Regions from separate parts of the Mus musculus genome. Here regions 2 and 3 are each linked to region 1. The links are chromatin loops, found by intact Hi-C in ENCODE. Cell type or tissue: heart. All regions are shown on one strand. Region 1 overlaps Npas2 (neuronal PAS domain protein 2). Region 2 overlaps Npas2 (neuronal PAS domain protein 2). Region 3 overlaps Npas2 (neuronal PAS domain protein 2).

What was found. Hi-C counts contacts between places; a loop is a spot of excess contacts. Peaks named below come from ENCODE experiments on the same cell type or tissue, not always from the same donor. Only the 100,000 strongest peaks of a DNase experiment are listed, where the experiment ranks them.
Region 2: a loop joins it to region 1, with 2.3 times the contacts of the local background. A loop is called at or near these places in 2 of 42 quality-filtered maps.
Region 3: a loop joins it to region 1, with 1.8 times the contacts of the local background. A loop is called at or near these places in 4 of 42 quality-filtered maps.

Annotation. Positions count from the first base shown.
Region 1 is chr1:39,281,656-39,289,655 of GRCm38, reverse strand. It overlaps Npas2 (neuronal PAS domain protein 2), which reads right to left. Exons shown (of 21, transcript NM_008719.2): 3 at 2,040-2,188. Among named protein-coding and RNA genes, the nearest start is that of Rpl31, 82 kb to the left of the region's middle. In heart, no CTCF peak of the experiment used is centred here; DNase peaks (open chromatin) are centred at 1,615 and 4,705; H3K27ac peaks cover 779 bases; H3K27me3 peaks cover 468 bases.
Region 2 is chr1:39,206,591-39,214,590 of GRCm38, reverse strand. The region is part of intron 1 of Npas2 (neuronal PAS domain protein 2); the gene reads right to left. Among named protein-coding and RNA genes, the nearest start is that of Npas2, 16 kb to the right of the region's middle. In heart, CTCF peaks have their summits at 3,463 and 7,462 (motif pointing left); a DNase peak (open chromatin) is centred at 7,520; H3K27me3 peaks cover 670 bases.
Region 3 is chr1:39,226,059-39,234,058 of GRCm38, reverse strand. The region is part of intron 1 of Npas2 (neuronal PAS domain protein 2); the gene reads right to left. Among named protein-coding and RNA genes, the nearest start is that of Npas2, 36 kb to the right of the region's middle. In heart, CTCF peaks have their summits at 3,822 (motif pointing right) and 6,190 (motif pointing right); a DNase peak (open chromatin) is centred at 5,463.

The sequences.
Region 1 (8,000 bases):
GGGACTCTGTCTGCAAAAAAGATGCAAAGAATCTGAATAATGAGACCTGAGATTGTTCTCTGGCCTATACATGATGCACATACATGCACACACACATGCATGCCTGCACACATATGCACACATGCATAAGTGCATACACTGACAAATTAGGACTCTTTTTTTTTGAGCTGGCATAAACAGACTCTAGCACACTTTTGGGGAGCCACTCCCAAAGATTCTGGTATATCCATCCATGGAGTGGTTTTATCCTAGCTCCTTAGGTGGTTCTCATGGGCAGCCAAGGCTGAGAAGCAATAGTCTGAGTGGATACACTAACTCAGAGCTACAGTGCAGCCATGACAGATCCATGGAGCCCCATCCATTACATGACTGAGAGAACAGTAGAAGGTGACTTAAGATCAGGGCTCCATAGACAGGCTGCTGGATTTAAAGTCAATGCCTTCCTGGCTGTCTGATTCAGGTTGATTAACCTCCCAAGTTTCTACCCCACAGGACTCTGAGTAAGGTGCTGTTGTGAAGTCTAGAGGCAATGACAGGAATGGTGGCTTTCTGGGAACCCTGCAGTAACGCAGAAAGCAACTCACCATTCCACTCTGTTGCCCGCGCCTGTGGGGTTCACCTGTACTCGGGAGACATGTAAAGTGGCTATATTGTTTTTTAATATATATATATACATATATATATATATATATTTGCTTTAAGCCACATTTTGGTGCAAGCATCAAAATGAAATTTTCTGCATGAAATTTGCTATGGAGCTTTCCCCTTCTTCCAAATGGGGATTCTCAGAAACCTGTGTGAGTCTGCAGATACTCTGACTGTATGTAGGCAGGTGGGGCAGGAAAGCAGGAAGGCAGGAAGGCAGGCCTCCTCGGCTTGTGAAAAGGGAAGGCTGGAGAGGTAGGTGCTCCTGGTGTCAGGAAGCAGCAGTGCTGTGGATCTGGCCTTCCTGGGCCAGATTAGAGAATTTGGTAACTCCACAGTGGACCAAGAGCAACATAAATGTCAGGCCGATGAACTTGATTCCAGCTGCCCTATTTAACAGCTGTCCTGCTTCTGTGGCACTGACCTAGTTTGAGTAATTTGCACAAAATATCTTGGCAATCAAACCACCTGCTATTTCACTTGGCTAAAACGTTACTTAGGAAATAAAAGCACTCTGATTAAATGATCACAGTGATGACTATTGCAACTCTGCTTGTGTGGTCTTCCCCAGACTCTTAAAAAAAAAGATTTAGTTATTTATTTTATGTATATGAGTATACTGTAGCTGTCTTCAGACACACGGGAAGAGGGCATCGGATCCTATTATGGTTGCAAGCCACCATGTAGTTGCTGGAAATTGAACTCAGAACCTCTGGAAAAGCAGTCAGTGCTCTTAACCACTGAGCTATCTCTCCTGCCCTTCCCCAGACTATTTATTTTTGTCACTGTTGCACTTGGATACTGTTCAAAGCCAGTGGCACCCTAAGTGTGAGATCTGCATACAGGGAAAAAAAGCACCGGGGGGGGGGGTGGGGGGTGGGGAGGAATACAGTCTGCGGAAGACATGCATTCCTGGATAGCGTCACGTGGTAATGTCAAGTGACAGGACAGAATCTGCCAGTGACAGGGGAGGAGGGCCATGAGTGACCTGCATGATTTCAGCTGACTAAAATCCCCATGGACACACAGCTTCAAGTGTGTAGTCAGAACAGATGTCACATTTGGGGAAAGACAGAGAGGGGCAGGTCCTGGATGAGTTCCAGGGGATTATGACAATGACAAACTCATGGTGAATGCCACTTGTGCAGGCTGTGGGCTCTTGAGGCCCTCCTAAGGCTGATAAAGCATTTTTGGGGAATAGCTGTCTTCCCCCCAACCTGCTAGGCATGGGGCTTTTGGGGCATGTCCAGAGCCTTTGGAGGAGAGCCCATGAGGGATGAGGGTGACCTTCCTAATGGTGGGCTCATGGGGATTGCCTGCCTGATGGACTCATCACCTGCAGGAAGGGTAGGGCGGGACAGAGATGCCAAGAAGCACGAGCGCACGGCCTTTACCATTGTGTTTCTGCAAGAATCCGATGACCTTCTCCAGCACGGTGGTTTTGTCCATTTTCCGAGTGTTACCAGGGAGCATGGAGCTGAGCTCTTTGATGAGAACATTGAACTGGTCCCGACGCTTCTTCTCAGACTTATTTCGAGAGGCTCTGGGAACACACAAGGCACAGGTTAACTAGAACACTCCACGTCACGAAGGCTTTGTCATGCCGCAGAGGTTCCTTCTCTCTCAGGGTGTTTTCTACGGAGAGCACCAGATCCAAAAAGTCTCTCGTGGAGGTAACGTTGGCCACATTTTGGAGCTGAGTAATGGGGCAAGAAACATGTTTTGCTAGACTTTTGGCCACAGAGACAGACAGCATTAATAATAAGCAAGGTCTGACTCACATACAAAACCTTACATAGCTTAGCGCCATTGCCAGACACCGCCTCTCTAACTTTGTAGAGCTTTAAGCTCCAGGAAGAAAATTGCACGCTGTTTACCTAGATTTATCCTCAGAGTCCCTGGTGAGGCTTCAACCCTATTTCCTCCAGTCCAGGGCATTCAGCCTTATGCCACCCATGCGGCGTGGTGGGGGTTCCTGGCTGTGCCACTCAGTCATACATATGTCCTGGCCCTTGCCCCAAGAGCCATCATCCTGTGAGTGAGGTGACGATGTCTCAGCACAACCTGTGAGCCGTGCAGATCTAGGGTGACATATGACAGACACTGATGCTGTCCTATTTGTCAGGCAGCTGTGAGCACGGAAAAACAGAACACTCACTACTCAACAAGACAGGAGAGTAACTCAGAGGTACATCACTAAGTTGAAGAAACCAGTGTGCTATAGCCTGGTACTGTGTGAACCCCAACTATATGACATTCTGGAAAAGGAGAAGCTACAGAAATGGTAAAGCAACCATGGGTCACCATGGCTCATAGAAAGGGATGTATGGGCACAGCACAGAGAGTATTGAGGGCAGTGACATCACTGTGGCTGAGTCCAGCATGGCAGGCACATGCCACACACTTCTGCCATATGCAACACCAAGAGGGAACCACAATGTTAACAGAGGAGATCATGACATGCCAAGGAGTCTCATCAACTGTAACTGATGGGCATATCACTAAGTGGGTCACGTACAGCAGGGAGATCTGTGTGTATGCGGGACAGGAACTGTAAGGGAAATCTTCATATCTCTCACTCAGGTATTCTGTGATCCTTAAATTGCTCTCCAAGATGAAGCCTACTTTCATAAGGACATTCCACACTGGCTGTCTGTAGAAGAGATGAGAGCTAGGCTGCTCAGGTTGGGACCTTTGAGGATTCTCAGACTTTGAAGGGATTAGAAGAGGGGATCTGGTCATTGGCACTGGCCTAACAAGAGGAATAAGGAACACGTGATAGAGAGATGCACCCCGCAAATTCTCAGGAAGCAGCCCAGCTATGGAGCCTTGATCCCGGTGACATCCGAGAGTCCCTTCATCAGCAATCCAGTGTGGCACTAGAGAGAAGGCTCAACACTTCAGAGCACTGGCTCTTCTTCCAGTGCATCCAGTTTGGATTTCCAGCACCTACACAGCAACTCACAACCAGTTGTAACTCCAGTCCCAGGAGATCTGATACCCTCTCCTGGCCTCTGTGGGTACTAGGAACTTTAGCAGTGCACAGAGATATGCGTGATCAATAGCCATGCACATAAAAGGAATAGAAAACTGCCAGCAACCTATTCTGGGGTGACCCATGGCCAGGAAAGCTGCCCTATCCCTCCTCCCAAGTATACCCACAATGAACTTTTTACAGAGAGCCAGCTGATGGGCACAGAAACCATGTACACATGGTCTGCCTGCTGGTCCAGGCACCTGGAGAGTCACAGTTCCTAGGCTATTGATTGGTCAGTGTGTGGCCAGGACAGAAGTTTCTGGTGGACAGTGGCTTACCTCTCTTGGGGCAGGTATTCAACTGTACAAGTTATCAGTACCAACGTTCCCCCAAGTAGTCCCCCAGAAACAAAAGAACACACCCTACATAGACACCACCACAGTTGCTGTTTGCTTCAAGTATCTACAACACATCAACAGCCACTCATAGACCAGTTACCCTGGTTCTGTCTCTGGTAGGGTTATTCCCTGACCAGATCTAAGCAATTCTCCGAAGCTCATCTCCACTGCACAATCTCCTCAGCTTTTCTAAGAGACCTTTTGTTCTTCCAACGCCTCCCTCCTTCTCTCCTGCTCTTGGGTTTTGGATTAAGGGATTCCCGTAGAGGTCTCATTTCTGACCAGGCCACACTTTTCTTCTTGTCACAGACTGAGATATGGAGGCCCCTTCACTGCTAGCTCAGGGTAAAAGGCCCAGTGTTCAAATGCATGAGATAGAAAAAAGGAATGCTTTTCATTTTCTGACTGGCTGACTCTGTATTATAAATCATTTTTTAGCCTAGATTTTAAAGAGTGACACACAACCTCCTCAGCCAAAAAAAGCCCTGCTCTTGTCCTAGTTTGCTGTTATAAATGATTTGCGAGCCGATAACACTCGGCTCGTCATTGCTCCGCTCTTGTCTTCAATGGGTGTAATGACGATGAGCGTGGCCTGGCGAAGGATCCGATAGAGGCTCTTATCATTAGTGACAGGAACACAAGCTTGTTTCCGTTGGCCTCCGCCTGGGATGCACTGTGGTGCACCCTGGAAATCGGTCAATGTCAGCTGGATCTGCAGCTCTGAGGCGAGAGAAAGCCAAGAGCCTGGGATGACCTTGTTTCCAGTAATGAGCACCGCTCATGCTAAGAATCTGGAACAACAGGTCGGATGACACCGGGACACTTGGCCTCTGGAATTTTGAAAGGCATCACATTTGCATGCCATGAAATATATGCATTTAAAGTACGCTGTTTGGTGACTTTTTATAATTGTTGACTGAAACCAACACAAGAGAGACAGCAGCTTCGTCTTAGGGGATTTTTCCAAGCCTCTTGTTTTTGTTTTCTCCCAAGCGCAGCCACTCAGTTTGGCATTTTCTTGAATTTCCCATAAATGGAATTCTAAAAGTCTTGGACCTTCATTTGCAACAGCTTTTGAGACTTCACCACATCGGCGTGCAGATTGACAGTTCTACCTTCAGCTCACAGGTATTCCATTGTATAGCCATATCACCTTTCGGATATCTCCAGTTTGGGTGAATTATGAACTGGGAGTAGGGAGGTGGCTCAGTGAGTAAAGACCTTGCTGCCAAGCCTGGTAAGCCGAGGTTGATTCCCAAGACCCATATGATGGAGTGGAAGAGCTGACTCCCACAAGCTGTCCTCTGGCCTCATGCATGTACATACTCACATAGTATGCTGTAATAATACATGCAATCCGTCTTAGCGTTTTACTGCTGTGAGCAGACACCATGGCCAAGGAAACTCTTATAAGGACAACATTTAATTGGGGCTGGCTTACAGTTTCAGAGGTTCAGTCCATTATCATCAAGGTATGAACATGGTAGCATCCAGGCAGGCATGGTGCAGGAGGAGCTGAGAGTTTTACATCTTCATCTGAAGGATGCTAGTGGAACACTCACTTCCAGGCTGCTAGGACGAGGGTCTTAAAGGTCACACCTACAATGACATACCTACTCCAACAAGGCCACACCTACTCCAACAGGGCCACATCTAATAGTGCTGCTCCCTAGGCCAAGCATATAAAAATCATCACACAATAATAATAATAAAATAATAATCAAAGAACACTGTCTGGGCATAGCAGTGTGCATCTGTAATGCCAGTACTCGGGACACTCAGATGGATAAGTTTCAGGCCAGCCTGGGTTTCATAGCAAAACACCAAAACAAAATAATCCCAGACAGGCAGGCAGGCAGGCAGGCAGGCAGGCAGGCAGACGGGTGGACAAGCAAACACACACACACACAGACACACACACACACACACACACACACACACACACACACACACACACACACACGTCCCCTAGCCCCACACCCCAATGTAGCAGAAACATACAAGACTTTAAGATTCACTCTCTTGGGCCAATGCAGAAGCACAGAGCTGCTGAGTCACTTGGTAGACATGCGTTAACCGAGACACCACAATATTGCCACGTGAAGTTGGCTCCAGCTGTTTCCCATCTCTATCGGGAACAGATGAGATTCCCGCTTGCCCCCATCTTTGCCAATACTTGGGAGTGTCAAGTTTCTACCACTGTTGGATGATTTGATTGTGGCTTGTGTTTGCCTTTTTCTGGTGACACTGAACATCTTTCTGTATGCTTTATGTCATTCATGTGTCTTCTTTAGGAGGGCGTTTATTCAATTCTGCCTTTATAAACAATTGTGTCATCTTACTGGGGGTGGGATGGGTAGAGGGATCCAGAGAAAGAGAGTGTGTGTGTGAGAGAGAGACAGACAGAGAGGAGACAGCAGATAGGAGGACACAGCACAGGTCTCTGTGTTAACACACATCCTTAGGAACCGCAGTCTTTGATTTTTGAATGCAGCTCCCAGGATACCTTTTGTAAAATGTCCATCGGACATCTTGGGGAGTTTGAGTAAGGTTGCCTAGGCCTCATCTGCAGGATACTGACTAGGAGGTTCTATGTAGTTCCTTACATACAGCTGCATGCTGCATAATGTTTCCATGAACAATAGACACACTCAACGTGGGCACGTAAGAGCTTAACAGAGTAGGAAAATCATGGTTGCTTTGATCTTACATCACAGTTCAATGCATTACTCGTGTGAGTATGACAACACTGGTTGTTGACACACCTACTGTGCACTGGTGTTAACACACCTACTGAGCACTCAATCATCTACAAGCACAGCACATATAACCATGTGTAGGAACTAATACTGGTGAAAACCATAATTGGCGATGTCATCGGCTTGTGTACTCACTACATTGTAAATGATCATGGAGGCTCACACCCCCACTACTGAGTGTGCTGACAGACAACAGTGCACATGTTACGTCAGTAGCAACAGCTTCACACTCTGTGGAGTTTCTTGATGACATCATTTTCTCCTGTGCTTGATTCCACCTCATATTTTTTGTTTATTGTAGTCCCAAGGGTAGTAGAATATCACACACACACACACACACACACACACACACACACACATGCACAGATACATGCACAAACACATTCATACACACAGACACACACAGAAATATACTACACACACACATACACACATACACACAGATACACAGACAGGCAGCCCCCCCCCCTCCAACACTAGCCTGGGTGTGCAGTAGGACATGTCATCTGAGTTTGTATGGTATAGTCTATGATGCTTGCAGAGACAGAAATCACCATATAATTCATTTCTGGGAGTCTGTTTCTGTCAGTAAGTGGCACCCGGCCATGTTGCTTTTCTCATCCTTTCAATGGTCCTATGAGGTAGGTACCATTCTTATATGTTTTCCAGGTGAAGAAGCCAAAGCACTGAAAGAGACCATGTGACTTATCACCATTACACAGTGGGACAGCTGCAATGCAGGCTGGCTTAGACATCACTCCTGCCCCTTGCTGTAGCTTCCCCAAGTCACGTGGCATCATCTTCTAAGAAGCCACATACCCAGTATTCTGGGAGCCCAGAGTCAAGTGTGACTAATGCTGATGGCTTAGTTTTCATTCATACCACAGGAATGAAACCCACACTCTACAGAAAACAGCGTCTCACAAGTCTTTTCCCCTTAGAGACAGGACAGCATAGAAAATGGAGAACAGAGTCGGACGCCAGCCCCAGGGCCTCAAGGAGTAGCCTTTCCGTTGCTGCGGTCAATATGATTGGTGTTGGTGTTCAGCTAGCATTTCCCTGATCTCCTTCAAACAGTTAGGATGGTCTTTCCCTGCCCTGAAAGTCAGTGGCCAGTCACACTGTGGCTCCTTAGACATGGAAATGGAGACACAAATAGCAAGGGGTCTGTTTCCAGTCAGAGGCTCAAGGTCCCTTCAGAACTGCTGGGTCCTGCCTTGG
Region 2 (8,000 bases), 75 kb after region 1:
CAGAAGCCCCAAATGGCCAGGACTTGACAAGACTCAAGATGGCCGATGAGCTGGTTTGGGTTCCCGTTTCTAATGTAAGACCAACTGGATAAACCCAAGCGTATACTCCAAACTCATCACTCAGCTGGCTCCTTCCAGTTAGCCCTATCCCAGCTCCAACTATCTAGCTCTTCTGAGCTAGTCATTTCCATTCAAGGAACACACTGAAACCTTTCCTTTCTTTCACTATAAACTTCTCCTATCTCTGTCTGGTACGGAGTCACCGTGTGGGTGGGGATGGTGGCCTTTCTGCAGTGACAGGTAATAATTCTCCTGCCCTTCTCACTTGGGAGTCTTCCTCTACTCCAAGGGGACAAGGTCTCTCTTGCCTTTCTAACTCTCACCTCTTTAGATATCCAAAAGCCCTGAGGGCAATTTAACAAATTCCCAAAGCTCCTCTTCTCTCTCTTTCAGGTAGGGTGAGTGACCCATCTGGAAATTGAGGCTGAACAGGCACCCATGTACAGTCTGAACGACCAGAGGTGCCTCAAGCGCATCTGAGGGTATGGTATCAATTGGCAAGGTGCTAGCTGAGCCAAATTGCCACCATCTTCATGAGATCAATGGTGCCTCTTTGTGAGAACCCATCTTTGTTAGATTGGTGCTGAGGACTGTCGGCATCCCCTACTAGGAGGAGGCATAAACAGGGCATTGAACCCACATCTAAGTATCCAGCTGCCTCCCTCAGACATTGGTTGTTTTGTTCTGTTTTGCAATTCTGCTCCAATTGCATGCAGCCTGGGGTCTCTGGGAAGGGCTAGTGGATACAAGGTTGGGAAGACCTGGGAGAGGGGGTGTCACCTAGGAAGCTATTAGGGAGCCATTATCTATTCTGGGTGAAAACTTGCCAGTGTAACTGTTCTAGGCGTCTGTCACATGTTCCTGCCAGTAACCTGCACCCAGGATCTGTATAACCCAAAGAATCCAATGGTTTCCCCACTTAAACTGTGTGGTAGGCTTGTAATTTGGTTCATCATCAGGACATTAGGAGGGGTTGGTGAATGTTGTTTACATATCCCCTAAGTAAGGAATCCTTGAGAAAGTAAGGGGGGGGCTGCTAATACTCAGAGTTTGTCTCAATTGTACAATGATTACTGTGGGTTTTGTTTTTTTTTTTTTAACTGCCGATGTACCGCAGGGTCTTAAACCGTACAGGTGTAAAGCCAGCAGGGAATGTGCAGGGACTTCCCATAACCACAGGCGACCTTAGCACACCTAGAGGTTGAATAAGCAAAGGTGGACATTTATATCTCAAAGCAGGTCTCAGGTAGCTCGGGTTGGCCTCAAACTCGCCACTGAGCTGAGGGTGACCTTGAGCATGAAGCACGATCCTCCTGCCTCCACCTCTCAAGTGGTTTGATTACAGGCGTGTGCCAACATGCCGGGTTTATCTCACCCAGGGGATTAGACCCAGGACTTGGTGTTTGCTGGGCAAACATTCTATTCACTGAGCTACATCCCTAGGGATGGTAGTGGGGAGCTGTAGAGAGGGTAATGGCATGCTACAGGTGAAATGAAGAGGAAATTTAAAAAGTAAGGAGGGGGTCTTAGTTGGGGATAGGCTAGAGGTATATAAAAGGATAGAAAAGAGGTGGGGTTTGAAAACCACTAAGAATGCTTGATCTATGAATATAATACTGATCTATTAAATGAAATTACACCACTTGGGAAGATAGTAATTCCCCCAAACCACAGACTATTTAACAAAATTCCATTACCAGGCATGAGAAAACTTTCAAGTTGTCGGTCTACAAAGCCCCAGAGACTCCCAGAACAATAGTCTGTTGCTATTGACCCTGGTGGCCTCTCAGAAGTTTAAGGTAAGTCCCTATTGCTGAAGACACAATAGATGTTAGACAAAGGACTCAGAGGATCTGAATGGAACTCATTGGCAAGCCTCCTCTGCAGGACTGGCTTTCATAGTACCAGAAGGTGATGTGCAAGCTGCCACAGGAGGAACACAATGGATAGTCCTACCCAGCTATGGCCAGGATGGCAAGGTATCCCTAAAGGTGCAAGAGCAGGCTTCTAGCTTGAGTGTAACCAGTGCCTGTCTAATTGGATCAAGGAGAATTTCATTTCTGGTGCTGTAAACCTAGCCAACTCTTCATGCCCAGTGAGGCCATGAATCTTAGAGGAGAAGGTACTACTGACACTTCCCTAAGCCAGCATCATTCCTAACTGTGTTCTAAATTCTCATCCTTATGTCTACAGGGAAGTGTGGTTCTCATCCCTCGTCGCTTCTGGTTATAGTAGCAGGAGAACACTAATGAGAGTCACAGCCAATTAAAAGGCAGAGAGCACTGACCTGGGGCTGCCCAGATGCAAGTGATACGTCTACAATGTAACTCCTGCAACTAAGGCTCAGGCAACATCCCAGAAAGGGGGAACAATCGGAAGAGCCAGAGGACCAGGAGGTCTGCTGTGAGTCTGTGCTTTGTAACTACAACAGGAAAGCTCCACTCAGGAAATCTCAACCGCAGGGCTGCCTGAACAAGACCGGAACAATCCCAATGCTGGTTGGCATCTCCAGCACAGACAGGGAGATCTTGCAGGGCCCCACTCCTAGATGGAGAGCCACAGAAAATTAAGGACTGCTTAGAGATGGGAAATGAGTCTCTGCCAGGAACAGGGCCCCTGATTGGTCGATTCGCCAGCATCTACAGGTGTATGAAATCTCCAGATGAGGCTGATCTACTTGGAATGACAGGAGAGAGACACCAGCGTTCACCCATTCCTCTCAGAAACAGCTTAGGGCCCAGTCACCTAATTGAACTGGAGGTTTCTATAAAAGGATCTAGGTGGACTGTATATATAAAAAATGTGCCGGGTGTCTCTGTTGAAAGAAGAACAGGCCATAGGGAACCTCATGGATAGTGACATTGTTTCACTGTAGATGATTTGATGGGTGGGGATTAGGTGTGGATCATTTCCCAAACACTCCAGATACAACCCCAACATCTGCCTGCATCACCTCAGAGAGTCCTCAGAAGAGCACGAGGAACCGGGTCGAACGATGACACCCATTTTACAGAGCAAGAAAGGACTCATCAGATGTGAGTAACTTTCCAAGATGCAGATCTGGCAGGAAGTGGACCTGAGATTTAACTTCAGGCAGCAGGTTCAAAGTACTGCATGAGCCATGGCTACTTGCACATCCTCCTGGGCTTACAGTGTCCGACATGGAAATGGGTTCAGAGTATCAGCTGCCACTGGCCCATGTGACCATCTTGGTGGATATGTTTTTAAATACCCCTGCCTCACAACCAAGGAACTTGTGACTCAACAGGCTTCCATGTTCTCTGAAACATGGAGTATTTGACTGCAGAAGCCAATCCCCAAAGCCTTGAGAAGTTCAGGTCCTGTATTTTCAGACAGCCCGTGGGCAGGGTTGCCGACATACGGTGCCCGGAGTGTGCAGCAGCAGCCCACAGAGGGCAGTATTGGAGGGGTTTAGAAGCCCACAGTCCAGTGGGTGGTAGAGAGATGCAGAAACTGGCAACCTTACAACAGAAATATACGTCTTGCCATGGAATAGACATGTGGGATGGGGGGTGGGGGTGGGGTCTGTGTAACCCCAGAGGATAGAATCTAGCCCCTCAGGGAAGGCAGGTGAGGGTAGAAATAAGCATGTTCAAGGTAGACGTCACACATAGGCAAAGGCTCAGTTGAGAAGGAGCCAAATGCCAGCAGTACTTGCTGTTCACATAAAACAGCAAGCACAAGCCCCCAGCCACGGATGAGAAGGAATAGCACACTTAGCAAGTGCTGATCAGGGGGTGGCTTTACACGGCCCTAAATTCCTTAAAAAGAGATGATGGTGTAATTTGAGCAAACAGAAGTTCTTATAAGTTGTGTTTTCAGAAGAAGCTGAGCATACGCATTCTTTAAAAGATGTGCAAGTCTTTTTAATTGACACAATAATAATTGTGCCTAGACAGGACATGGGTGTGCTACTCCAAGGATCAGATCGTGGCCACTAGAATGACTTTCAATGCCGATCCCTGGAACACATTTCTTTATGTTACAAACACTTATACTGGCAGTTCTGAAGTAGTCTGTCAACTGGTATCGATCACAATTATCCTCCTGTGCAGGACATCAGAGGTCCTCCTTCCCGTCCCACGGTTCTCCAGATAGAGCCATGACTTTCTTTGATACTTGTAAAAACACTGCCAATAAAAATGCAATGTTTGCCTAAAACCCAGAACCGTAGCTAGGTGTAACAGCGTGGACTGTGACGGCCAGGGCGACTCGCAAGAGAACAGCATACACATACATTAGAGCTCAAGGATCTAAATGAGTTAGCCACCCCGCCAGAATCCAAATGAGTTCAGGGCTTCTTAGGGTACTACAATCTACCCTAGAACACTGGGAAATTCTAGAAGAGTGCGTCTCAACCCTGCATGACCCAGGTGCCCGAGAGCAACCTAAGTCACTAGACATAACAAAGGACTGTGGAGGCTGATAAAGCTTCATGCAGGTGTGCAAAGGTGTTCTTGGTTTCCATTATTTATCTTGGGGGGAAAAAAAAACTAAGCAATGTCTTTTGTTCCCCAAGCCACCTGATTCTCTCATGCTCTTTATGCAATCCTGTGGTATTTCTGACTAAATACTCCCCTCTCTGGAAAAGAAGAGAAACACCCCATGTGAATCTAGTTACCTCTTTCCCCTGGCAGCTGTGGCTCAGAGGCCCACTTTGAATGTGGACATAGCTGTTGCACTGTGAGTAAGGAAGGCACTGATGCCAGGATGCTGAAACATCTCTGGCTGTGGACTGGTTAGGAAGCACTCACATGGTACAGCCACCCCTGTATCAACATCCTCAGAGGCCCTGTATTGAAAGCATGCTAGCACTTGGAGCTAGCAGTGGACTCTTAAAGAGGTAAGGCCTAGTGAGTGAAAGTTGGGGCTTTTCCTGAAGCGGACTATGGAATTCCAGCCTCTTGTTTCTCTCTTGGTTTCCTGGTCATGAGATGAATAACCAGACCCATCACATGATTCTACCATGTGTCACAGTAAGCCCCCAAACAGGGGAATCAGTCATGGACTGGAACCTTCAGAACTGATCCAACATAAACTTTTCATATTTGTTGTCTCAGGGTTTTGTTATAGTAAAAGCAAGTTGGAAAACACGCTTGCCTTGCCTTATTGAAACTCTGAGGTACTCTTGAATCATTAACTCAACACATTGTTTCATGGTTGACCCTTAAAAACTCAACCTTCTGTATCACACCATTGGTCTACAAAGCAACTTGTCTACTCTTTGTCAGACTGTCTGTCTATGTATCTATGTATCTATCTGTGTATGTATATAAGTATCTATCTATGTATCTATCATCTATGTATCTATGAATCTGTCTGTATATGTATGTATATATCTATGCACCTGTCATCTACCTATGTATCTACCTATCTACATATCTATGTATCTATGTCTGTTTGTCTGTCTGTCTATCTGTCTCTGTGTGTGTATCTATCCACTTATCCATCTTTCTGCAGTGCTTGGACCAAATCTATGGGCTTTGTAAATGCTAGACCTGTGTTCCACTATTGAGCCATATCTTTCACTTGGCTTGTCACCTTTTCTATGTGACACTTTTCCTTAATTAATTTTATTGTTGATTTCTTAGAGCTTTAAAACTATATATGCAAGCATCCTTGTTTTGTGCCCTTTCACATGCAGCCTGAAATAATTCTGACAGATGTTACTAAAGAGTTCTGAAGGAAAAAAACAGAAATTTCTTGAGCTCCTTCTAGGGAGGTGCTGAGTGGCTAACTTAAACACTTTGTTAAGCAAGATTGCAGGGATAAACTTGATGGTGTGTGTTCGTATGGATGTCAGACATAAGACAAGCCAAGTTATCTTGATGTTTACAGATTTTCTTTGTTTTCAAAATTGGTGGTGGCAAAAAGGTAGACAAATATGTAACAGATCTAGTAGAGTCTCTGTTGCTCTCAGACAGGAAGATATACCTCTGTCTGCAGTTGCCAAAGCCGTCAGAGCAGAAAGAGGGCTGGAGCCTCCTGTTCTACCCTTAGTAAAATAAGTAGATCTCCGCAGAGGTATTCCTCCAGACTTAAATTAAGAAACAACCTGGAAAAGATGACTCCTGTCACTGGAGAGTTGGCTCAGTCGGTAAGAGTGCGTATTGCTCTTCCAGGACACCAGAGGTCAGTCCCCAGCACCCATGTCAGCTGGGTGTGGGGCTCACAACTGCCTGAAACCTGGCTCCAGGAGATCTGACCCCTTCTTTTGACCTTCACAGGCACCTGCACGTCCATGCACACATGCCCACACAGACACAGAGACTGTGCCAGTCTCTGAAAATTCTGTTACTGAAAGGCCTATAACGCTTTGGTTCTATTTCCTGTTGTATTACACCAAATGCTGCGGTTTGCATTGATGCGTGAGGGGTTATGTTTCACCACAACCCAAGCGACTTCTAGGAGACACTTCTAGAAAGTTCTCCACAGTTGTCTGGGTACCTGGGATACAGCTCAGGTGAAAGGTCAGTTTGCAAATGTCTTAGTTAGGGTTTTACTACTGTGAACAGACAGCATGACCAAGGCAACTCTTATAAGGACAACATTTAATGAGGGCTGGCTTACAGGTTCAGAGGTTCAGTCCATTATCATCATGTCAGGAAGCAAGGCAGCATCCAGACAGGCCTGGGCAGGAAGAGCTGAGAGTGCTACATCTTGTTCTGAAGGCAAACAGAAGACTGTCTCTCAGGCAGCTAGGACCAGGATCTTGAAGCCCATGCAGTGACACACCTACTCCAACAAGGCCACATCTCCTAATGGTGCCATGCTCTGGACCGCACATATGCAAACCACCACAACAAACATGGTACCCAAGGTAGCTCCCACTTTTCTTTTCTTTCTTTCTTTCTTTTTTTTTTTTTCCAGTGACTTTACGGCTGAGCCTGGCTTGAGGAAGTTGTATCTGACTCTGGGAAAATGAGGAGTGACAGAATGGGCGTCCTGATTGAACAGAGAAATGATCTGAAAAGCAGGTTAGCTACTCAAAGATGGCAAGAAACAGAATAATGATCATGCCCTAAAAAGGTTTTCCTGCAAGCGTTGGCTCTTTTGTACCCTTTCCCACACAGCCTCCTCCTCCTCCTCAGGGCTGAATGGCATATGGACACCAAATTGCCCACCCCCAGCAGTGCACAATTACCACACATTTGAGAAAAGCGCTTAAGCCAAAGAAGGCGTACTTCCAAGGCTTGATTGGTTCTAGACACAGTCTCTATCTTCTTGGAGGTGGCATTTCAGTAAAAAAAAAAAAGGTAAATAAACCCCGGCTACTCTATTTTTGGTCCTTTTTAAATAAAGGGCTACAATTCGAGCTGTGACTCTACTGAGGTGAGTCATCTCATCTCTGGGGCCTCCACACTGCCACCTAGAGACTGTCACAGAGTCAAAGGACAGTCAGATGTGTGTGGAGGTGATAACAGCGACCTCCCTGTGGGCTCCGCCTCTCCCGGGTAATCCCCTGAGCTAGTGATAGTCTCCTTGAATCACTGCTAAAGGACAAATGATAAGGAGACACCCAGAAAAGGGTATGAAGCTAAGCCTGTTCTGCCATGAGCCCGAGGACTCCTGAAAGTTGCTAAGATAAACTCCAGCCGGACAGGGGAACACATCCTGGTGTCTTCTTGCACAGAGTGTGTGACGAGGCAGTGTGGAATTCTTTTCGAAAGTGCCTGTGCATTTGTGCATGTGCATGCGCACATTGTATGAGTGTGTGTTTGTGCAGATGACCACAGAAGAGGGTGGAGCTAGAATTGGTTGTGAGCCACCCAGTGTGAGTGCTGGCCAGAGTAGTGGGTACTCTTAACCACTGGCTGTCTCTCCAGCCTTGAAAAGCCATCTAATCCTCTAGACAGCTAGAAGAGAGAATTTTGAATGTTCTCCTCACAAGGAGAAGTGTTTCAGATGACGGCTAAGCT
Region 3 (8,000 bases), 56 kb after region 1:
TACTGTGCTGTATTTTGTTTCTATACAGATAGATGTGTGGGCCATAGGGAAGTGACAGCCGTGATTTGTTTAGTGGCATTTTCCTCGTGCCTCAGAAATGGCTTCAGAGTTTTAAAGCCAGGCATGTTATATGTGTCCCAAATTAGGGTTCTCATGGTACTATTTATTCCAAAGAGTTGTTGGCTGATCAAGTGGAACGCAACTTGGAACAGTCGCGATTAAATGTTGCAGTGGCTTCATTTGCAGCCTCTTAGGAATCTCATTATATGACACTATTTTGGAAGATATCGGGACATTTCTGAACAATTTTGGATACACTCCTAATATTTTATCTCACCAGATTGCCAAGGCTTGGAAGGTAAGTTAATTGAACACATGACTGATACAATACCACAAAATGTTGCTCTGACATTCAGATGAGCCCTCTTTCTCAGACACACAAATCCACAAGCTAAGGTCAAGAAAAGGTTTCTCATATACGCTCTGAACTATTTGTCATTCCTGAAAATATCTAATCCCAGCTCACAGTAATCTAAAAAAGTGGTTCTCAACCTTCCTAATGCTGTGACCCTTTAATATATATAGTTCCTCATGTTGTGGTGACCCCCAACCATAGCATTATTCCATTGCTGCTTCATAACTGTAGTTTTGTTACTGTCATGAATCATAATATAAATATCTGTGCTTTCCAGTGGCCCGAAGTGACCCCTGTAAAAGGGTCATTCAACCTACATAGGTGTCATGACCCACAGACCAAGAAACACTGATCTTAACCCACTGACTTCTCACCGAGGCTCTAGCTACTGGTGGGTTCATCATGGTCCCCCACTTCTCTCCAGACTGCAAGCATTCTCATGGCTCTGCGGCTGGTATGATTCTGATCCTAAAAGACTCAGAAATGCCTCAACTCCCATGCATGCTACTGAGAGGTAAGGCCCAGCAGAAGGTCTTCATCTTTGATGGGTGGTGGGCTGGCTTAGTAAGAGCCTAAAAAACTCACTGAGGACATGCTATCAAAGATGAGTATGAGACCCTGGTCTCGTTTTCTGTTGCATCCTGGCCATGAGGTGAGTGGCTTTACTCTACTATGATGGGCTGTAACACCAGAGGCCTCAAAGCAATGAGTATCAGCAATTTCTGGCTGAAATCTCCAGCCAGGAGAATAATAAACCCTCTCTCTTTATAAGTTGATTAGTGACATAAGGCATAAGACAACCAGTCCCAATGGGGTAGGAAGTGTTTTTCTTACGTGTGTAAAATTGTATCCAGCTTAGAACGGGCAATGTATCAGATTAACACTCACTCTGAGCTGAGTGTTTACATTATGGAGGGTACTATGGAACGGTGGGAATGCATCAGCCATCACATTATGAGATAGGATCCAGGGAGTTCCGTATACATCACATATAGAACAGGACCCATTAGAGCTCACAGATGGAAAAGACTAAAATAAAAATGATGGAAATGACAAAGAGATAAAAATATTGGCACAAAAACATTTCCTCGCCATTGTGTGAAATTGGTCTAGCAGTATTTAAACATGCAACTCGTCAGCATCTATAATTTCCCATCCCAGTGCTTAGATAGTAGGACAAAAAATGGAAACACTATTTAAAGTCATTCACATATCATCCTGACCCATTAAAGGCATTTCCGCAGCAGAAGTTACTGATGGGTTTCATATACTGAGAAAAGCAAACAGAGCATCGAACACAGGGTATAGTGTGTGGGTAGTACAGCCAGATAGGAGGTTCTCTGCCTGGCAGTCTCTCCATCTCCCTCTCCTTCCCCTTCCCCTCTTCGCCTCCCCCTCCTCCTCCTCCCCCTCCTCCTCTTTCTCTCTCTCTTCCCCTCTTCCCCCTCAATACAATCAGTAATTGAGAAAAAGGGCTTGAGAGTAGCCACACGGGGTGCTCACCAAACCATCTGACCAATGAACCATCAAGCTGTGGGGAAGCTCAATTTGGCAGCTGTGGTTAGTTTTTTGGACCCTGAATGGCAGACATTAAAGTGACTTTCTGCTCATGCAGCACTTATGTGCTCATGGTGACTGTTCACCATGCTGTGTCAGTCTTGCTGAAAGTTAAACTCTTTTGCTTGCTCTCTTGTTTGGAAGGGGGGGTGCATGCCATTTCCAAGGAGGCTTTTCAGGGTACCAGATCACCCGAACAACTGGGCTCTGCCATCATTTCACACCCCCTCCCCAAGCACCACTACACTGCTCTGTGTGGGTTGTGCTCCCTGATAGAGAAGTGAACCCAAGACCTTGCTCACTGCAGAGGGCTCTGCATAAGCTGTTATGAATGCTGCCAACAGGTAAGGTAAGCAGAGTCCTAAAGAGCTGATGTTTCTAGTATGACGAGGACAGAAGCTGGAGGTACACACAGTGAGTCCATACAAGGAAGATCTCATTTGGAGTGACTGTCACCTGCACCTTTCCACATAAAGCCTTGATTCAAACAAGCACAAGGCCAAAAGGCCTATGCGTGTGGTAAGAGTCGGGTAGGGTTGTCATAACCTACACACAGCTCGGTCCCAGCCACAGCCATACATGGGAGCAGTCCTGGCTACTCACTGGCCATTGTCTACACATCCTACACTGTAGGGGCAGGGTCAGTGGCAGTCTTTGATTTAAAATAAAAATGAAGCCAAGGGACATCAAACACTCCCACTGTAGATCGGCGTCAAGAATGGAATCTGAAAACAACATGATTAACATCAGCTGTTTCTGATTTAGAAGGAAAAGAAATTCAGTAAGCATCACCCCAAAACAAACAAATCTACGTCCACGGAGAGGACAGAACCGGATGCGTGGAAGCCAAATGTCTCTCTTTTAGTCTGAGAAGCGGTCTTATGACTGAACCACTATGTGTTCATGAATGATGTATTGACTCAGTAGCGGTTCTGGCTTTGGTCCTGTGTATTAGTCCATTTTCTGGTGTTATAGCAAAATACCCCCATCTGGATGGTTTATAAAGAAGAGAGAGTTATTCAGCTGAGTTTTGGAATCTGAAAGTCCAAGGTTAGGTGGCCCCATCTATTCAGCATCTAATGAACTATTCCCAGCTAGGTCGCGGTATGAATGACGAGCAGAAAAATGAACCATTTGTCTGCAGATGAAACTAAGCGTGAGAGGTAACTTTGGTTTAAAAAGAAAAGGCAACCGACTCTTGGAAGAGCTGAGTCTCTCCTTGAGGCCATCATGAATTTCCTCCAAGGATAACGTCACCATGACCCAACCACCTTCCACTGTATGTGACTTCCTAAAGGTTCTACAACAACATTACTCTACTGTATTCTAGCATACAGTACTGTGTGTGTGTGGGGGGGCACATTCTAACATATTCAAGCCATAGCACCTTCCTGGATTGAGGTGAATCCTTCTGTCTGTCCACTGAGTTGTGAAAATGCGGTGGTGGTAGTATCTGTTATGGACTTTAATTAATATATTTTTATGTACAGTGGTTGACAAGAGATCCCTGTTTGGAGATTTTAAAAATAGTTTTGTTAGATTTATTTATGTTATTGTCTGGTTATTACTGCTTTGCTTGCTTACATGTATGTAGGGGCACCACATGCAGGTGTGGTGGCCATGGAGGTCAGCTGAATATCCCAGAACTGGAGAACTGGAGTTAGGGAGGCTTGTGAGCTATCATGTGGGTGCTAGGAATTGAATCCAGGTCCCCTGCCACACTAGCAGATACTCTTGACTCTTGAGTCATCTCTTCAGCCCACTGAAGACTCTTTTTTGAATGTATGCATATGTGCATGTCTTTGTGTATTTGTGCACATGAGTGCAGTGCTCAGGGGAGCCAGAAGGGGGCGTTGAATCTTCTAAAGATGGGGTTACAGAGCTGCTGTGAGCCACCTGCAGTGGGCGCTGGAGACAGGGCTTGCGTCCTTTGGAAAAACAGTAAGTGCTCTTGATTACTGAGCCATCCTTCTAGCCTTTGGCATGTTTTACTTTTCAAAGATTTGTATTTACTTTCATTGTGTGGTTATGAGTGGTTCTACCCACACCTATATGGCTGTGTACCATGTACACAGTGCCTTCTGTAGTTACAGAAGGTTGTAAGCCACCATGTAGATGCTGGGAATCAAAAATAGGTCCTCTGGAAGATCAGTTAGTGCTCTTAACGGCTGAACCATCTCTCCAGTCACTCCTGAGTCTGATTCTAATAACTCCACTAGTCTTAATTTTGTTATGTACCTTTGATAGCAAACAGTTTTAATGCTACGTATGAATACACGTATGCATGTGTTCTTAGCACCTGCAGAGGTCACCGAACACACATATGAAATGTGACAAATGCAGCTCGATGCCTTCCCAAGTGTACTGGAGTTAGGTAACCACAGGATGCTACCAGAAACTAATCTATTTATATTCCTCTTTCCTGATAAACACATCAAGGGCTACAGCCAGAAAATAGGCCCCGGGGCTTTAAAATCTGCTGTGAAATGCCAAGTATTTGCCAAGTACTGAATAAAGAAAGCAAAGGGAGTACAACTCTGCAGCACTCGCTATTCAGGAGGAGCTGATTTAAAACCTGGGGGCAAGAAGGCTTGGTCCTTCTTCACAATAAGCAAAAGCCCAGGTTCCTGTGCCCACTGCCCCTCCCATCATGACCTGGCTACCTGCAAGGATCACAGGCCCAAACTAGAAATCTGAATCACTCCTGTCAAAACCTGCTCCTTCCTTCTCTGTATCTCTTGTCTCCACACCCCACTGCTGTTTTCCACCCATCACTGCTCTGCTGGTTTTTTAGCTTTCTACCTACCTTACAGGCGTCTGCATTTTTCTCCTACACCATCACTCTCAGCCCTAGCTTCAGTCCTGCACCCTAGCCAAGCTTCCTAGGAGTCTGTTTCTGTCTTCAACAAATCCTCCGAGGCAGCAACAGTCAAATATTTGAAATACCTCCCTGGCTAGCTACCCTCTAGCTCAGCATCCTCAGGTATACAACTCTTTGCTGAAGGGAGCCAGGCAGGCTCAAGGGCTGGAGCAAGGATAGATTAGAGAAAACTGTATAGGTTCAAAGAGCAACAAGGATGAATCAGAAGTCAGCTGAGAAGGATTCTTACTGTCCAAGGAAGGGGCAAGCAGAGCATCAAAGCTGTAATTATAACTTACAGAACAACACAGGGATCCATCCATACACAGTGACTTAAAGAAGTAGATAGATGGATGGATGGATGGATGGATGGTTATGGTAGACACTGAACTCATTCTTCAAGTGGACTTCCAGTTTATGAAACACGTGAGAGGAAGATGGGATTAGAAATTGACCATTGGGCAATCACTATAGTCATGGTGCTTCAAATAAGAAGTATCAAAGGATACTAGCTAGTGACAAGGTTAAGTGAGAAATAGTGTCTTTATATAGCCTTTGACGCATCAGGAGAGGAGTTCCACGGGAAAACTTGGCAGATACTGCTTCAGTCCGGTGAGCAAAATTATCACCTCCAGCCAGGGCACCAGCCAAGTACATGGTCTTTGAATACACTACAGCCTTCTGATATTCCTGCCGCAAGGACTTTAATCCACTCTAACTCAGCAGCGCACAACAGACAAACCCCAAGCAAAAGCCACCCTATGAAGCAATGACTGGTTACTCTTCCAACTGTTTAGGTCATGAAGAGACTGAAGACAAGATAACAGAATACAAGGTAGATGCTGGACGTTGGATCTCCTAGGGACACGATGGAACATCCCAGTGGGATCTGAGGTCAGAAGCAAATCCTGTCCTAATTTAGCTTTCCATTTTGAGAACCATGCGCAGACACACAGGCTAGCTGCCTGCCCTTAGGCACCATCAGTGGGATCTAATGTCAGATGGTTTAATGAAAATCAGTGACACGGACCTGAATGGAAACCATAAGGTAAATGTGATCCTACATACCGGGGGTTCCCGTGGAGGGTAGAAAGAAGTAAGTTGTCCTGTTCTTGGTTCCTTAAACATGAAAGAATTCAGAACAAAAAATGTTCCCCCGACCAGCTGACCTTGGCCACTGACCCAAAACATCTTTGGCACAAATCACTGAAAGGGACATCAGACTCCTATAACTCAACTGTCCCTTATGTCACTTTTTCTTTCTTTGATAACAACTATTTTAAGTTGTTTTTTTTTTTAAAGCATGTGTATGTGGTTTGTGTACTGAGTGCAGGTAACATTTCAGACCAGAAGAGGGAGTCAGATCCCCTAGAGCTGGACCTAACAGACCGTTGTGAGCTGGGTACTAGGTACATGGTAACTAGGAACTGAACTGGGTCCCTCGGAGGAGCTCATAACCAGTGACTTGTCCCTCCAGACCTTGGAAGGATTATAAACATGTTTTCTTTTCTGCTGGCAAAAGTCTTCTTGCCCCTCTCCACAACTCAAGTCTCAGCTTACATGTTACTTCCTCTGCCCCAGACAGGATCAAGCTTCTCGCCACAGGTAACATTCTACAGTTGTCCATTTAATGTTCCCTCATCCCCACCAGCCGATAAGCCAGTGGGTCTCAACCTGTGGGGTTGTGACCTCTTGTGGGCGTTACATATCAGATAGTTACATTAAAATCCATAACAGCAAAATTACAGTTATGAAGAAGCAACGGGATACGTTTATATCATAGTGACACAAGGAACTACGTTAAGGGGTCTCGGCATTGAGGAGGTCAGCAAGCTGCTGAGAGAGCTCTGGGCTCTGCTTGCTTCCCCCCATCTTCATTTTCCAGGTCCAGGGCCCAATTGCAAGAAGGATCTCACCTTCAGAGACACTCTCACCTGCAGAGACGCGACCGGCTTTCTATTCTTAGATAGTCTTTCCGAGTAAACAAATTGATGTTATTATTTGATTCTTAATACCTGATTTTCCCTAAGACCCTGATCTTGCAATTTGACATTTTCTTTTAAACGAAATATGTAAGTGTTTTGGGAAGATCTTCACAGAGACCAGGGCTGCTATATTTAAACACAAGCACAACTGCAGAACGAGCACGGGCGTCGTGTGAAGTGATGGCCCTTAATGACTTAAAGCAGCCGATGCCAGTAATTAGGACTATTTTCATAGTGCGGAGAAGATGATTTTTGGAAAGTAGAGTAGGGAGTAATTAATTTCACATAATAGTCACACTGGGACCTATTGTGAGCTCTGACATTAATGATGTATTTCTTTTCTGTAATTAATTTTTATGCTCAGTTCTGGGAGCCCTCCACTGACTTCTTCAGAACAGCTCCTCGTTCAACACTCTCAGTTCTCCCAGCCCCATCTACCCTGGCTACTCTCTTTAAAGATAGAGGACACACAGACAACCAGAAAGAGATACCCACCCAGCCAGATTTTAGTCCGGCCAATGCTTTCGCTACTCAGGAAGGTAATTATAGTAATTAATACCAGCAAGGGTGTGTCTTGGAACCTCTGAGCTCCTCTCGGTGGCTGTTGAAGCAGAAGACTGAGAGAGAGGAGCAGTATTTGGCAAAGATAGGGCAGGAGAACTTTATTTCCTTTAGGGGCTCCTGCCATGGTTTTCAATGTAGGCAGTGTTGTGAATGGAAGGTCTGAGTCAGATGGCCTGAGGCTTTTATGGTAAGACAGTGACAGTGAAGACTTCATGGGGAGTACTTGTGAGGGCTGATCTCAGCTGTCACCCTCACCAAAAGTAATGGATGACAATTTCGCTTTGTCCATGTTCTGGAGAAGATTCGTGTAGGGCAGTGTCGGGGGTTCCAAATGTGGGCTGGTGGCTCTCCAAGTAAATGTGCCTATGGTTCCTGCTAGCATCCATGAATGAAGGACTCAGTTGTTATTAGACTCAACATCCACAGATCTTCTGGGAACTTCAGGGCCTTTTGTGCCAGATTATACGTGCTGAAGTACCTGGCTTCTTGAACTGAACTGGTAGCAGAGTTTGTATTTATATGTGTGTGTGTGTGTGTGTGTGTGTGTGTGTGTGTGTGTATGCACATACACATAGTATGTGTGTATGTGTATATACATATGTGTATGTATGTGTATGTG